Regions from separate parts of the Mus musculus genome. Here region 2 is linked to region 1. Evidence: chromatin loops called from intact Hi-C (ENCODE). Cell type or tissue: gastrocnemius. All regions are shown on one strand. Region 1 overlaps Magt1 (magnesium transporter 1). Region 2 overlaps Atrx (ATRX, chromatin remodeler).

Region 1 (8,000 bases):
AGTCCAGACTTCCAGTGGAGGTACTGGGACACCAAACCAGCCATAAACCTTTGACCTACACACAACTTGTTCTGCATACAAGATGTACTGTGGTAAAGGTGACACAGAAGTTGTGGGAGTGGCCAACCAACGACTGGTCCAGCTTGAGGCCCATGCCATGAGAGGGAGCTCACCCATGACACTGCCTGGAGAGCCAGCACCCAGAGGATGGAGAGCACAGAGGCCTAGGATAGAACTAAGCAGGAATGGGAAAGGGCAACGAATTAACTCCTAATGATATTCTGCTACACTGATAAATTGGTGTCTAGCCCATTGTCATCAGAGAGACTTCATCCAGGAACTGATAGAAACAGATGCAGAAACCCACAGCCAAGTATTAAGCAGTACTTAGGGAGTCCTGCAGAAGAGGGGAGGAAGGATTGTAGGAGCCAGAGGGGTCAAGGACACAAGAAAACCCACAGAATCAACTAGGCCCACTGGGGCTTACAGAGACAACCAAAAGACAGGGAACCTGCATGGGCCTGATCTAGCTTGGTCTTCTTCTGATTCTGTTGCCTTCCTTTGGGACTCTTTCCTCCTACTGAGTTGTCTTGTCTAGCCTAGTCTTACTGCAACTTGCTATGTCATGGCTCCTTGATAGTCATTAAAGTCAGCCCTTTTCTGAAAAGAATGGGAGGAGGAATGGATACAGGGGTGGGGCAGAGAGGAGAGGTGGAGTGGGAGGGGCTAGGAAGAGAAGAGGAAGGAGAAACAGCCATAGAGATGTAAAATAAATAAAATTCAATAAAAATGAGTAAAATTAAAAAAAAATAACAAAATTCAGATGATAGTGGTGCACACCTTTAATCCCAGCACTCAAGAGGCAGAGGCAGGTAGATCTCTATGAGTTCAAAAGCCAGCCTGGGGAGCTGGAGAGATGGCTCAGCAGGTAAGAGAAGTGAAGGCTCTTCCGAAGGTCCTGAGTTCAAATCCCAGCAACCACATGGTGCCTTATAACCATCTGTAATGAGATCTGATGCCCTCTTCTGGTGTGTGTGAAGGCCACTGTAGTGTACTTCATTATAATAATAAATAAATCTTTAAAAAAAATGTCAGCCTGGTCTACAGAGTGCCAGGACAGCCAAGGCTACACAAAGAAACCCTGCCTAGGAAAAACCAAAGGAAAATAAATAAATAAAAAATAAAAAAGAAATAGATTATTAGGTTCTTTTCTGTTCTATTTTTCTTCTTCAATTTACTTACCAAAGCTGCAAAAGCCCATCCAGTTTTATTAAAGAGGAACTCCATATTGCTTCTTCGCAGATACACAAGTCCACCAATAACAGCCAGCAGCAGTCCCAACATTAGGGGTCCAGCATAATTTGGAGGTCTAATTACTCTAATCTAGTGGAAAGGATATAGAAAAACATGTTAAAGTATAAAATGTATTTATTTTGTAATTAATAATGAAATGAAAGCAGGCAAAATGTAATTTTAGGGAAAAATACCTCTTTCCTCTATTTTAATCCAATCAAACAGTCTAAACTACATCCTAGAAATAACATCTAAGAGCTGCTAAATTATTCCACATCAATGATATGAAGACAAGACCAGCTATGATCCCCAGGTAAGATTCAAAGACAATGAAAAAAAATCACTTTCTGTAAAGCAGGGAGACTTACGTTGACATCAGTTCTGTCTGCAATCCACCGGGCAATCTGCTCAGCTGAAAACCCTCGCACCTGCAACTCATATGTATCAGCCCTTTTGGGTTTTCCTTTCGGAGGAAAGTTGATGAAAGTTGGAGCTGAATTCATGTTTAGCTGAATAAAGAGTAGTCCATGAAAATGTTAAGTTACCAAGAAAATAATCTTTTTTGTAACAAAAACAATCTCACAGCATTTATTGTCACCTAATGATAACGTGCCACAAGAACAAGATGAATAAATGTAGCTCCCAGCAGAAGACATCTTTGTTTGTTTTTTTGTCTTTTTTTTTGAGACAGGGTTTCTCTGTATAACCCTGGCTGTCCTGGAACTCACTCTGTAGACCAGGCTGGCCTCGAACTCCGAGATCGGCCTGCCTCTGCCTCCCAAGTGCTGGGATTAAAGGCGTGCGCCACCACACACGGCTTAGAAGACATCTTTAAATACACTGAACTGCCTTCTCAGCGTCTCCCATGCTGGACCGTTGCTAGTTGGAAACACTTTGGAGCAGAGTAGTATTATCTCCTTTTAGCACGATCCGACCCAGTTGTTTTCCTGACTTTGTTTTAGAATGAACCTCTTCTGCATCATCTAATTTGAGGTTCGTGCACTTATCAAAGCCAATAATCAGCCCTCTATCCGAATATTCACTTGCTCATACAGGCACACATGAATTCAAATTCTATTTTGCAAGTATCTGAAGATGCGGTTCTGCACCACAGCGATTAAGGAAAAGAAATATGCAAACAGTAGATTCCGCTCCCAACCTCATGAGACTCTCTAGGGCCCCAAGGCCAGGGCAGTCTACACAAACATGCACTCCAGATGTCCTAGAAACTCTAAGGACACCCCCTCCCTACTGCCCTCCTTTCTTGAAACACCCTGATGACCCACATCCTCCTTTATTCTGTTGACCCCGCTTTCATTCTGTATCACATGCCCAGTATGCCCATGTCTGTGACTGGCATCGTACAGCTGAGCCCACCTCCAAGAAAATAATCTTAGTGGCAAAAAATAATTCTAAAATTTAGGCCTTTTTTGAAACAGACTTGCCGAGCCACCCAGGCTAGCCTTGAACTTGCAGTAATCCTCCTGTGTCTGCTTCCTGAGTGCTAGGATTAAAATCACACATCACCATGCCGGATAGAAATTTAGGCTTTCACAGACATAAGACCATAATTATACAGCTGAAATGATTTGTCTAAGGAGAGTTATGAAGCATGCTATCAAACACATGGTTACCTGTGACTGTAATAATCACACTTTTTCCATTTCCATACCAGTTATTTTAGGTTGTTCCTTATTCTAATAAAAAAAAAAGCATACATTCACGACAGCTAAAATTATCTTCTATAGCTCTAACAAGCTCATGATACTAACATGGGAAAAGTCCAGGTTAAAGGACTGTTTGAGCAATACACGGAGTTCACACAAGCTTAGACAATTTAGAGAGACCCTGTCTTAAAACAAATAAAGCCAGGCAATGGTGGTGCACACCTTTAATCCCAGCACTCGGGAGGCAGAGGCAGGCAGATTTCTGAGTTCGAGGCCAGCCTGGTCTACAGAGTAAGTTCCAGGACAGCCAGGGCTATACAGAGAAACTCTGTCTCAAAAAACCAAACCAAACCAAACCAACCAAACAAAAAAAGACAAATAAAAAACAGGCATGGGGTCACACACCTTTAATCCCAACACTGGGGAAGCAGAGGCAGGCAGATTTTTCTGAGTTGGAAGTCATCCTGGTCTACAGAGTGAATTCCAGCATAGTCACCTCCCAAATGCTGGGAGTTTATGTACAAGTTACTGTGCCTGGCTTGTTTTTTATATGTTTACAGTAAGAATATGTATAGGTCGGATTTCCTGAAGGACAACATTCCCTCCTCCAAATAAGATAATTATACCGAAGATAAGGCTACATTTGGAGTAGAGGTGATCTCGGGGAACCTGATTAATCTCATTAGGCTTTGTTGACTTTGCATTGGCCATCTTGATGAACCAGAACTGAGACAATGATTAGACAAATAGCCTTGGCTTGGCTGTTTAATTATACATACTTCTTTCTCCTGCCCCACTTCTGCTTAAACTGCTACTATGTAGAGGGTGTCACTGATCACATATTTTTCTATATTCAACAAAGTCCTCTGCTTTACACACATACATGCTCACACACATTCATGTGTGTGAGTATGTATGTATGTATAAGTTATTAGGTAGGGTGATGAACACCTAGAATCCCAACACTTGGGAGATGGAGGAAGGATTAGAAGTTTGAGGATCCAGTCTATGCTACACCACAGACTACATCACACAACAACAAATTTACAACTGTGTGAATATTACTTGCCTACTGCCCAATTTCGGTACTCTAGTTAGGCTGGCATGGGTTATCACTCTTTTTACTTATGCATATTTTGGGACTGGACAGATGGCTCAGCGGTTAAGAGCACTGAGTGCTGTTTCTGAGGTCCTAAGGTCAATTCTCAGCAACCACATGGTGGCTCACAACCATCTGTAATGGGATCCAATACTGAATTCTGGTGTGTCTGAAGACAGCTATAGTGTACTCATTTAAATAAAATAAATAAATATTTAAAATAATAGGCATATTTTGCTTTTAGTTTAATACTTTAGCTCTTACATTAACATATTCCTATTTTACTTCTTAAAAATATTTTTAGACTTATTTTATGTGTATGAGTATTTTGTCTGCATCCATGTATGTGCACTATATGTATGCCTGGTGCCCATGAAAGCAAGAAAAAAGCATCAGACCCCTGGAACTGGAGTTATGGATGGTTTTGAGTCACTGTGTGGGTGCTGGGAACCAAACCTGCAGTCCTCTGCAAAAGGAACAAGAGCACTTAACCAAGTACCCATCTCTCCGGCACTACTAGTTAACTTCTTGGAATCATTAAAAACATTTTGCTTTATCTGTACTTTATTCATGCTGTACTTTTATTCATAAAAGAAACCAAACAGCTTACCATTTGAAATACATCTGAGCCTTCATCAAAATCCACCATGGCAAAAAATATCCTGTTGGTAAATGCATTGGAGTATCGCCAAGAATTTGCCAAAATCTGGAATTCTTCATCAGCTTGCCTGAATTCAATCAGATTGGTGGGGGAAAAACATAGGAAACCATTTTAAAAAGCAAACCAGCTTATCAGCAGCAAAACAAAACCTAATTAAGTAACAGCAAATTTTAGTGAAAGAAATAATTAAAATGATTGGCAAGAAAGTCAAGTATAGCTGATAAGGTTAGAATACACTTTAAGTATAAGAGAAGCCCTCCTTGTATCTAAGTGTTGGAGAGCTCACCAGGAATTAGTAATTGCCTGATTTTGTTTCAGACTTTATTTGCAGCCCTGGCTGTCCTGGCACATCCTCTGTAGACCAGGCTGGCCTCTGCCTCCTGAGTGCCTGGCTCCGAACATTTTTGGTGGTCACTGAAAAAAATCCAGCTAATATCCTCTGTAAGTTGTGGGGATTTTCCTCCCTTTAGTGATTTTCATTTATTTGTATGTCTGTGTGTGGGCATATGTATGTGAGTGCCAATGCCCATTGAGGCCAGAAGCATCAGATCCACCTGGAGCTGGTTATGGGTAGGTTGTGAACTGTCCAGCATGGGTTCTTGGGACTGAACTCTGAAAGAGCAGTAATGGGCTCTTAAATGTTGTGCTATCTCTCTAGCCTGAGTTTTAAAAATAGGGACTGGCTATGGTGCTCAGCCTGGACTCAAAGTACTGGTCTCAAATGCTCCTGCCTCAGCCTCCTCAGCAGGAAGGATTGCGAGCATATCTGACAATACCCAGTATCTACACGTTGTTTGGTTCTGGCACTAGGGATTGAATGGAGTCCCACACAGTCAAGGCAGGGATTCTAATACTCATCTATACCCCACACTCTCAATAATTTGGGGGCCCTAAGTTATCGGACAAAGATCTAACAGCCTACCTTAAAAATCTAAAGTATGTAGCCAGAGAGAGATGTTGGCACAGGCTTTAAGACCAGCACTCAGAAGGCAAAGACAGGAGGACTGCCAAAGTTAAAAGCCTGCCTGCTGCTATAGTAAGTCTCAGAAGAGCCAAGGGCTACACAGTGAGATCATGTCTCAAAAATCTTAAAAATTAAATAAAATAGGGAGGCTGGAGAGCTGACTGGGTCAGTAAAATGCTTGCCCTGAAAGTATGGAGGACATGAGTTTACTTTCCACATGCCATGTTAAAAGAAGGCAAGAGTGGTGGTGTACAGTGAAATTGCAGTACTCAGGAGGCAGAGACAAGTGGATGCCCTGGGCTGGCTGGATAGCTACCCTAGCCTAATCAGTGTGCTCCAGTGTTTCAAAGGATACGGTAGACAGCATTTCTGAAGATGACACCAACGACTGTCTTATGGCCTCTACACTGAAGCACACACATGTACCTGCACAGTTATGAACACACACACACACACACACACACACACACACACACACAGATAGACAGACAGACAGACAGAGAAAGAGAGAAGCACAGATGATAGTTGGTAAGTAAAAATACAATCAGATGAAATATAAGAATGAAAGACAACAAAACTCTAGAGACTCGAGTTAAACCCTGAGTTATCCTTGAATTTTTTATTTTTACTATATGCTTACGTTTTGAAGACTGGCTAATTTACATATTTCTCATATATATGTCTTTATCTTATTTTATTTTAATCCTTTGGGGGTTTAAGTAACATACATGATTAACTTATACCTATTTATCAAAGGAAGCTTTGGAGTTCTGGTGTTGCTGTTTTATTTTTTAATTATTATTCTGCTAGAAAACATTTTCTTTATTTATGATAAACGTTAACCTCCATCCTCTTCTGTTTATGTTTATATTTTAGTGCTGGAGATTAGATCTTGAGCCTATTTATCTGTTTTTTGTTTTGTTCTTTTGTTTGTTTTTTTTGTTTTGTTTTGTTTTTTGAGACAGGGTTTCTCTGTGTAGCCCTGGTTGTCCTGGAACTTACTCTGTAGACCAGGCTGGCCTCGAACTCAGAAATCCGCCTGCCTCTGCCTCCTGAGTGCTGGGATTAAAGGTATGCGCCACTACGCCCGACCTATTTCTTGGTTTTTGCTTTGTTTTGTTTTTTGTTTTTGTTTTTCAAGACATGAGCCCTGGCTGTCCTAGAACTCACTCAAATCCACCTCCCTCTGCCTCCGGACTGTTGAAATTAAAGGTGTGCACCACCAATGCCTGGCATCCTAGAGCCTATTTCAATTTGACATTTACTAATCTATTCTCCATCCATATTTTAGAAATTTTGTTCAGTATCCCATTCTTCAATTCAAAAATGTTTTTGAACGTTTAAGGAAGAATTGAGTGGTACACACATCAACTATAGGACCATAATGAACAAATTTACAGCATAAATATTCAAACCTGGCATTGTTTACCATAGTCCTGATGAGAAAAGTTATTTGGAGGGGAAGGCTGTGGTTGTGCTATGACTTGATGGTGGCATGCAGTCAACTAGTCTACAGTCCAATGGCACACTAACACCTCAGCAAATATTTCTTAGTGGACACACATAGTTAAAAGGGTCCACTATGTGTTCTCTCCTATTCAGTTCCCTTTATACCTCTTCTAAATATTTTATAAGGGTTGACGTTGGAAAGATGCTCAGTGGTTAAGAGTACCGTTTGCTGTTCTAGAGGATCTGGGTTCACTTCCTAGCATTCACATGGAGGTTCACAACTGCCTGTAACTCCATCTCCAGGAGACCTGGTACTCTCTTCTGATCTCTGTGGGCCCTTCATTCAAATGGTACACAGACATACACACAGGCAAAACACTCATACATATGCAAGTTTTAAAGATTACATTTAAAGGGCTAGAGAGATGACTCAGCTCTTAAGAGCCTATGCCGCTCTGGCAGAAGATCTGAGTTTGGTTGTAAGCACTCCCATCAGACAGCTCACAATCACCTGTAATGGGTGTATCTGACCTCCGTGGGCACCTATATTCACATGGCAACTCCTCTGAGTCAATTCATCAGCCTCTGAAAGGAATTTTTACACTATTTCAGTACCCTTTCCTCTCCACATAGACATAATTAACATGGAAACTAAGGGGCTGGAAAGATGGCTCTAGCAGTTAAGAGAATGCACTGCTCTTGCAGAGGCCCCGAGTTTGCTTCTCAACACCCGTATCAGGTAGCTCTCAACCACCTAACTCCAGCTCTAGGGTATCTGATGCCTCTGGCCGCTGAGAGAACCCGCACTCATGTGCACATACTTCCACACAGATACATATAAAAACATCTTTAAACAATACAAATGAA
Region 2 (8,000 bases), 73 kb before region 1:
GCTACTACTTCTATTTCTTACATTCTGTGCACCCCTGTTCTGTAATATTCTCTAAGACTTACAGAAAGTGATATACAAGTACCACATAGGCTGAGCATTCAACAGTCACTTATTTCCAGCAGGCTTAACAATTTGAGCCCACAGTTTCCATCACTCACTGTAGAAAAAAAAGAAAGAAAGGTTCTGGCAGGAGCACAAGTCTGCAGGTATTAAACATAACTGTTCAAATGGCAATTTGATGGGCATATCCTAAGAGATTTGTAAAAGAACAATATAAACTCTGTGGGACAGTGTTCCTATCCATCTGGGTCAGTGTATTTAGAACATTTTCTGGTACATGGCAACAATAATCAGTAATAATATGAGAAATTAGTATGTCTGACACTAATCTGCTTTATAGCCAACTAATTTCCTTGATTTTCACAATACTCCTAAAATACCTAATGAATCAGTGCTTTTTACAACAATAAGTCCAATAATATAACAAATGAGTTCCTGAAAGTACTGGCGCTGAGATGAAAATCCTGTGTGTGGTGGCTCATGCCTATATAATCCTAGCACCAGGAAGGGATGGTGACAAAGTAGACTGGACTACAGAGTGAGGCCCTGTCTAAACAAGCAAGCAAACTGAAGAGTGGAAGGTGGTGAAGGAAGGCTGAACTACAAAGCAAGACCCCTAAATAAATAAATAAGGAAGGAAGGAACAATAGCAGGCTTTTTCCCTTTATCCTACATATGCAATGTTTCGTGGATGTATGTCTATGCACCTTACTTGAGCAATGTTGCAGAAGCCAGAAGGCATGATGAGCATACAGACAGTTGTGAACTGCATGTGGGTGCTAGGGTTTGAACCTGGGTCCTCTGGAAGAGCAGCCAGTGCTCTTAACCACAAAGCCATCTTTCCAACTCCAAAATGATAGCAATTTTACACACGATCCAGAAATGTACAAACACGTAAGTATGCCACTGTGCCTTGGAAACAGACCTGAAATTTGCCTGTGGAAGTGGGCCTCAGAAGAGCAGCAGTTTCTAAGCCGGGTATGGTAGCACATACCATAGTTTACACTCACTTGAGGATCAGGACACGCTTAAGTCCAGAATGGACTTTGTAAGGTGAGGTTCAGACCTCCTTTCCCTACAAAGTAAGACTGTCTCAAAACAAACATTTGCAGCTTGTGAATTACTGCAAAACGACAGAAGGAAAGCTGTAGAAACTGAATGGAAAACTGTTAAGATGCACTTAGGTGTGGCTCCTAACATGGTGAGCTGAGGTAGCTAATAATTGTTTGGCCTGAGTACATGTTTATGCATGTATTTTTTATGAACTCTACTAGGCTGGGGGTGGTTTTCCTACATTTACTTAGTGAACAAACCAGTGAACTTTCTATAAAGGCCAGAGAACACTTCCTTTAGGCTTTGCAGACCATAAGAGGCAACTATTCAACTCTGCAACTCCAAAGTGATTTTTGTAGTTGCTACAAAAAAAAAAAGCAGCTAGGTGGCATAAGCAAACAGGCTTTGGTAAGTTCCAATAGAACTTTACATTAAAAAAACAAATAAATAAGGGCCCCAAATTGGTAGCTAGATCACACACAGAGTGCTGACCTCTGACTCTGCAGAGGAAACCCTGTAGTCCTGGGGAGGTGACATGAGCTATAGTGAGCTATAGGAAGCTTGTAAGTCAGTTCTCTCCTTCCACCGTGTGCATTTCAGGGGCAAAATTCAGGCTTGGTGGCATACACCTTTACTTAGTGAGCCATCTTGCTGAAGGAGGATGGAGTGGAGAGTGAGTGGTTGGGGAGTGGTGGAATGAAGGGATAACAGCGCCCAGCTTTGCTCTTCACTGACACTCAAGTATTATTAGATGAACTGGCAAGGCCTTCTCCCAAAATACGGTGTAGGTTATTGATCATAACAGTAATACTCTCAACAAAAATTATGAGGAACAAGAGATAGCGGGTTGAAGATACCAGGAACAGGGATGACTATTTTAAGCCAAAACAGACTTCTCAGGAATCAGGATGTGAAAATAGCAGCTACGGGGCAAATCTCAAAGAACTTTTTCCAGGGCAAGAAAATCTTTCCCCAGGTAAGAAGAACTGGCTATAGTAATAATAGGTCTTTTCAGAGTTATCATTTCAACCACAAAAAGACAAAAATACAATAGATCTAAAGTAGAACAAAGTCTAGAGCCAAACAAAATGAGCAACTTTCAAGCAAAATGGTTACTCTCCACAACAAATGTCTGCACGTGTGTGTGTGTGTGTGTGTGTGTGTGTATACAGAATGCCTAGCACATCAGCAACCAAACATCTGCATACAATCCTCGACGTTTCAGAGCAAAAATGATGTGTGTACATTGAATAAGCAAACTTCCCCTAGCACTGCCCTTCTCCCTACAACCCAAAAAGCAAATAAAATGCAATTCTATAAGCAGAGCCCCCTTTTCGTTTTTTCAAGGCAGGGTTTGTGGAGCCCTGGCTCTCTTAAAGCTTACTCTGTAGACCAGGCTGGCCCCAAACTCAAGAGATCCGCCTGCCTCTGCCTCCCAAGTGCTGGGATTAAGGAGGTAGGCCACCACTGCCCGGCCAAAAATACTGTTTTGTTGTTTTGCTTTTTGAGACAGATTCTTGCCGTGTTGCACAGGTTTGTCTAGAACTCATAATCCTCTTGCCTCAGTCTTGAAGTAACTGGGATTAGACAGACATGCACCACCACATGCAGCGGAAACCATTCATTCATTCATTCATACACACACACACACACACACACACACTGCATGTACTCACCTACAGAAAACTACAATATATATAACTGACAGTCTCATGACCAACTATATAAAAGGTTAATCTGATCAAAATCAGGAAATCAGGGTTAAAGTTGAATACGAACAACCACAGCTCTTAGGAGAAGACAGGAAAATTAAGAGTTCAAGGAGTCATAGCCAGGCATGGTGGCGCACACCTTTAATCCCAGCATTTAGGAGACAGAGGCAGGCGAATTTCTGAGTTCGAGGCCAGCCTGGTCTACAGAGTGAGTTCCAGGGCAGCCAGGGCTATACAGAGAAACCCTGTCTTGAAAAACAAAAACAACAACAACAAAAAAAAGAGAGAGAGAGAGAAGCCGGGCGTGGTGGCGCACGCCTTTAATCCCAGCACTCGGGAGGCAGAGGCAGGTGGATCTCTGAGTTCGAGGCCAGCCTGGTCTACAAAGTGATTTCCAGGACAGCCAGCGCTATACAGAGAAACCCTGTCTCGAAAAACCAAAAAAAAAAAAAAAAGAGAGAGAGAGAGAGTATAGGAGTCTGATTAGACCACATGAAACCAGTGTCTGAAAAATTAGGATCACAAATGTTTTGCAGTACTAGAGATTGAATCCTCAGAGCCTCCTCATTCATGCTACACAATGACTATACCACTTACCCTATACTTACAGCCCTTGTTTTACTTTTTCATTTTGAGGCAGTGTCTCACTCAGTTGAAATACACACACACACACACACACACACACACAAATATTGCCCAGATAGTGTAGTTAAATTATTGGCTTATCATACAGTTGCTTGGTAATATCACCCTACCAGACACTTTCTAAGATGTTAACTAACATCTCTCAATTCAGACAACTTCTACTTTAAGACTAGACAGTGTGGTAGCACATGTATTTAATCCCAGCACTTGAAAAACAGAGGTAGGGAGATCTCTTTGAGTTTGACAACAACCTGATCTACATAGCAAGATTTAAGCCACCCAGAGTTACACAGTGGAGACCATGTCTAAAATGGGGACTGGGGTGGCAAGATGGATCATTCGTTATAAGGATCATTTGTTGCTCTTCCAGAAGACCTGAGTTCAAATCCTAGCACATCAGGTGATACATACACACACACATGCACACTATTAAAAGTAACAATACAAAACAGAATATAAAAATAAATAAATAGGTTTTGTGGTCCATCAGTGCCACCTCCTTCTGCCAACCCTGGTACTGCTTGTGTGTTCCTTCAGAGTGGACTTGGGTTTCTTGGCTCTCACCATGTCAGAGGAGAAAGCCAAGGAAGGAGTCAAGCCTAAGAACAAGAACTATGTTAACCTGAAGGTGGTCTAGGGCAGGCTGCTTCTGTGGTGCAGTGCAAACCGGAGGCCTATGGCCCTTGGTGAATTAAGGAAAGCCTATTAGCAACAAGAGAGTTTGCCAGTGAGGCAGATGAGCTCCTGGCAATAGACAATCAATCAATGAAGCAGACACAACTGTTAGAAATGGAAGATGACCAGAGGATTCATTCATTCCAGCAGCAGACAGGAGCTGTCTACTAAAAGGGAAGCTGCTATTTTACCCCAGGATTGTGTTATAGACCAAAAACATATTCTTCAATAGAAAGCCATGATTTAGTCCCAGCACACTCTGACCGGAAGTTTTCTTTCTCCGTTCTTCCCCTCCCCTTCCCTGCTCCTTTCCTGTATGTACAGAAAGCAATTGGTGCCCATGGACAAGCATATTGGGCTTCTTTCCTTCAAACTGAATCGCCAATCTTCTGTTTTGGCCAACTTCAAATGGAGATTGTCTGGAGGAAGGTACTGGTCCTGAGAAAAGATCCCCCCATTTCTCCCTTAGTGACCTGCTTAGTCCACTCTTTTATAGTCCAGGAACAAATAAACCCAACAGCATAAAACTCCTTACATACTTTGTTCAGCTGTAAAAAAAAAAAAATGGTCTTTTTTCAAGACAGATTTTCTTTGTGTATTCCTAGCTATCCTGAAACTAACTCTGTTGACCAGACTGCCCTCAAACTCACAGAAATCCACCTGCCTCTGCCTCCTAGGTGCTGGGACTAACAGGCATGTGACACCACCACCTGGCTACTTATTTTCCTTTGTCATTGTAAAACCAAGGACAATTTCCTAACTTTTTTTATATAGCAGCTACATGTATGGCAATGTATCTTTTAGTAGTGGTAAATCACTCTTAGAAAAAAATGAGGGCTGAAGAGATGGTTCAGTGGTTAAGAGCACTGACTGTTCTTCCAGAGGTTCTGAGTTCAATTCCCAGCAACCACATGGTGGCTCACAACCATCTGTAATGGGATCCGATACCCTCTTATGGTGTGTCTAAAGACAGCTACAGTGCACTCATATACATAAAATAAATACATAAATCTGGGCTGGTGAGATGGCTCAGTGGGTAAGAGCACCCGACTGCTCTTCCGAAGGTCCAGAGTTCAAATCCCAGCAACCACATGGTGGCTCACAACCATCTGTCAGGAGTGTCTGAAGACAGCTACAGTGTATTTACATATAATAAATAAATAAATCTTAAAAAAAAAATTAAAAAAAAAAAAAAAAGAAAAAAATGAACTGGGGTCAGGGATTTAGCTCAGTGGTAGAGCTCTTGCTAGGCAAGTTCAAGACCCTGGGGGTTTAGTCCTCAGCTCCAGAAGGAACTTAAGAAAATAACACACACACACAAAGGCCAGGCGGTGGTGGCACACACCTTTAATCCCAGCACTCAGGAGGCAGAGACAGGCAGGCAGATTTTTGAGTTCGAGGCCAGCCTGGTCTACAAAGTGAGTTCTGGGACAGCCAGGACTATACAGAGAAACCCTGTCTTGAAAAACCAAAAAGAAAGAAAATGAATCCTAGACAGTTCTTTCACATAAAGCACCTTGTTTAATTAAATAAGCTTCCTACTGAAAGAAAGAAAGAAAGACAAAAAGAAAGACAGACAGACAGACAGTAACAGCTGGGATGGAATTCAGTGGTAGAGTGCTTGCCTAGCATACACAAAGCCCTTGGCTGGATCCCCAACCCCAAGACTGGGTGGAAGGGAATAAAAGAATATTGAACTGTCAGCATTTCAAATAATCAGTTGCCATAAGGATTAGACTGAGAAGTCCCATCAAATCTCTGTACCATCAACTCTCTCTATACCAAGATCTTTATATACAAGTTTTAGTTGATCAGATGTTGATTTTTTCATAGTGTCAAACACTTGAAACAATCCAATGCCATAAAATAAAACAGCCAACCAAAACAATATCAAAATTAAAAAAAAAAAAGTTTAGGCAGGGGGCAGTGGTGCATTTCTTCAATCCTAGAACTCTGGAAACAAAGGTGCATTTCTTCAATCCCAGAACTCTGGATTCAGGTGGATCTGAATTTGAGGTCAGCATGGTCTACAGAGCAAATTCCAGGACAATCAAGACCACAGGGAGAAACCCTGTCTTGAGAAAACAAAACTAAACAAAACAAATGAACAACAACAAATGTTAAAGAAATCATTAAGCCAAAAGTGAGGAGTCTATTATTCCGATTACATTGAAAGCTGGGTCAGGATGGGGAGTAACCTCATCGGTGGCTTAGTAACCACATGGTGGCTCACAAACATCTCTAATGGGATCTGACACCCTCTTCTGATGTGTCTGAAGACAGCCACAGTGTACTCACATACATCAAATACACTGCTGCTGTTTTCAAACCCACCAGAAGAGGGCACCAGATCCCACTACAGATCCTTGTGAATCACCATGTGGTTGCTGGGATTTGAACTCAGGACCTTTGGAAGAGCCAGTCAGTGTACCACTGAGCCATCTCTCCAGCCCAATAATTAGGAAAGGAAAGGAAAGGAAAGGAAAGGAAAGGAAAGGAAAGGAAAGGAAAGGAAAGGAAAGGAAAGGAAAGGAAAGGAAAGGAAAGGAAAGGAAAGGAAAGGAAAGGAAAGGAAAGGAAAGCTCTTAAAGGTAGGTAAGACACTGATTATTCAGCATATAATTTAGCCAAGTCACCTTTTAAATATTCCTGGCTCTTGCCAATATTGGGCATTTTTCTACCACAGAGCCCTAGAATATTTCTTGTTTTGTTTTTTGTTTGTTTGTTTGTTTTAAACACAAGTAAAAAAATTAGAAGTAAGCTTTTCTCCTACTTAGAAAATTTGAATTAAGAAAAATATCTGGAATTGCTACCCCAAAAAATACAAATTAATGATAAAGTAGAGCTGTGCACATTATATCTGTTTCACATTAAAAGATAATCAAGCCAGAAAGGGTGAAGCAATGAAGAAAATGGGCCTGAGATTGATAGTTTGGGTACTGTGGGCTTGGCTCAAGCACTGCCTATTGGTTACTTTTCTATAAATTTGACCATTATGACCAGAGAGACTAGTAACACTTCACCCTTAATACCCCCTGTGATGGTTTGTATATTCTTGGGCCAAGGAGTGGCACCATTTGGAGGTGTGACCTGGTTGGAGTAGCTGTGTCACTGTGGGTATGGGCTTAAGATCCTCACCCTAGTTCCCTAGGAGTCAGTCTTCCACTAGCAGCCTTTGGATGAAGACATAGAACTCTCAGCTCTACCTGCACCATGCCTGCCTGGATATTGCCATGCCTTAATGATAATGGACTGAACCTCTGAACCTGTAAGCCAGCCCCAATTAAATGTTGTTTTATAAGACTTGCCTTGTCTTGGTCATGATGTCTGTTCACAGCCATAAAACCCTAACTAAGACACCCCCCCCCCATGAAATTCATCCACAACAATAATCAGGGCAGTAGTTTAGTAACATACTACATCTATATATGTGATTTTTTTTGTCTTTTGGGACTTTCCAGCCCCCCCCCCCCAAGACAAGGTTTCTCAGTGTAGTCTTGGCTGTCTGGAACTCACTTTGTAGACCAGGCCAATCTCTAACTCAGAGATCCACCTGACTCTGCCTCTGCCTCTGGAAGCCCACCATCGGGCCTACATAAATGGTTATTTACAAGGGTTATACTGCATATTTTAAGACATTCCTGGAATTAAATTAAAAGAGTAGTAAAAACAAAATTCTAGGCCTTTGGGCCCAGGCTTGGGAATGTGATCTTTGTGGCTCAATGGTCCAAGGTATGCTAATCATAAAACAGATAGCGACATCCCTCCACCCACCCACTTCCTGGGTTCAAAGAGTATTCATTCAAAGAAAGTCACCCTGGCCATTGCTGGAACCCACTATGCAAATGTGCTATT

The links. A loop is a pair of places that touch in the nucleus more often than their neighbours do. Peaks named below come from ENCODE experiments on the same cell type or tissue, not always from the same donor. Only the 100,000 strongest peaks of a DNase experiment are listed, where the experiment ranks them.
Region 2: it touches region 1 in a loop (8-fold over the local background); 6 of 42 quality-filtered maps call a loop at or near these places.

What each region holds. Positions count from the first base shown.
Region 1 is chrX:105,987,729-105,995,728 of GRCm38, forward strand. Magt1 (magnesium transporter 1) reads right to left here. Exons shown (of 10, transcript NM_001190409.2): 3 at 4,670-4,787; 4 at 1,662-1,802; 5 at 1,243-1,383. Among named protein-coding and RNA genes, the nearest start is that of Magt1, 20 kb to the right of the region's middle. In gastrocnemius, no CTCF peak of the experiment used is centred here; no DNase peak of the experiment used is centred here.
Region 2 is chrX:105,915,143-105,923,142 of GRCm38, forward strand. All of the region lies in intron 1 of Atrx (ATRX, chromatin remodeler), which reads right to left. Among named protein-coding and RNA genes, the nearest start is that of Atrx, 10 kb to the right of the region's middle. In gastrocnemius, a CTCF peak has its summit at 6,476 (motif pointing right); DNase peaks (open chromatin) are centred at 4,131 and 6,487.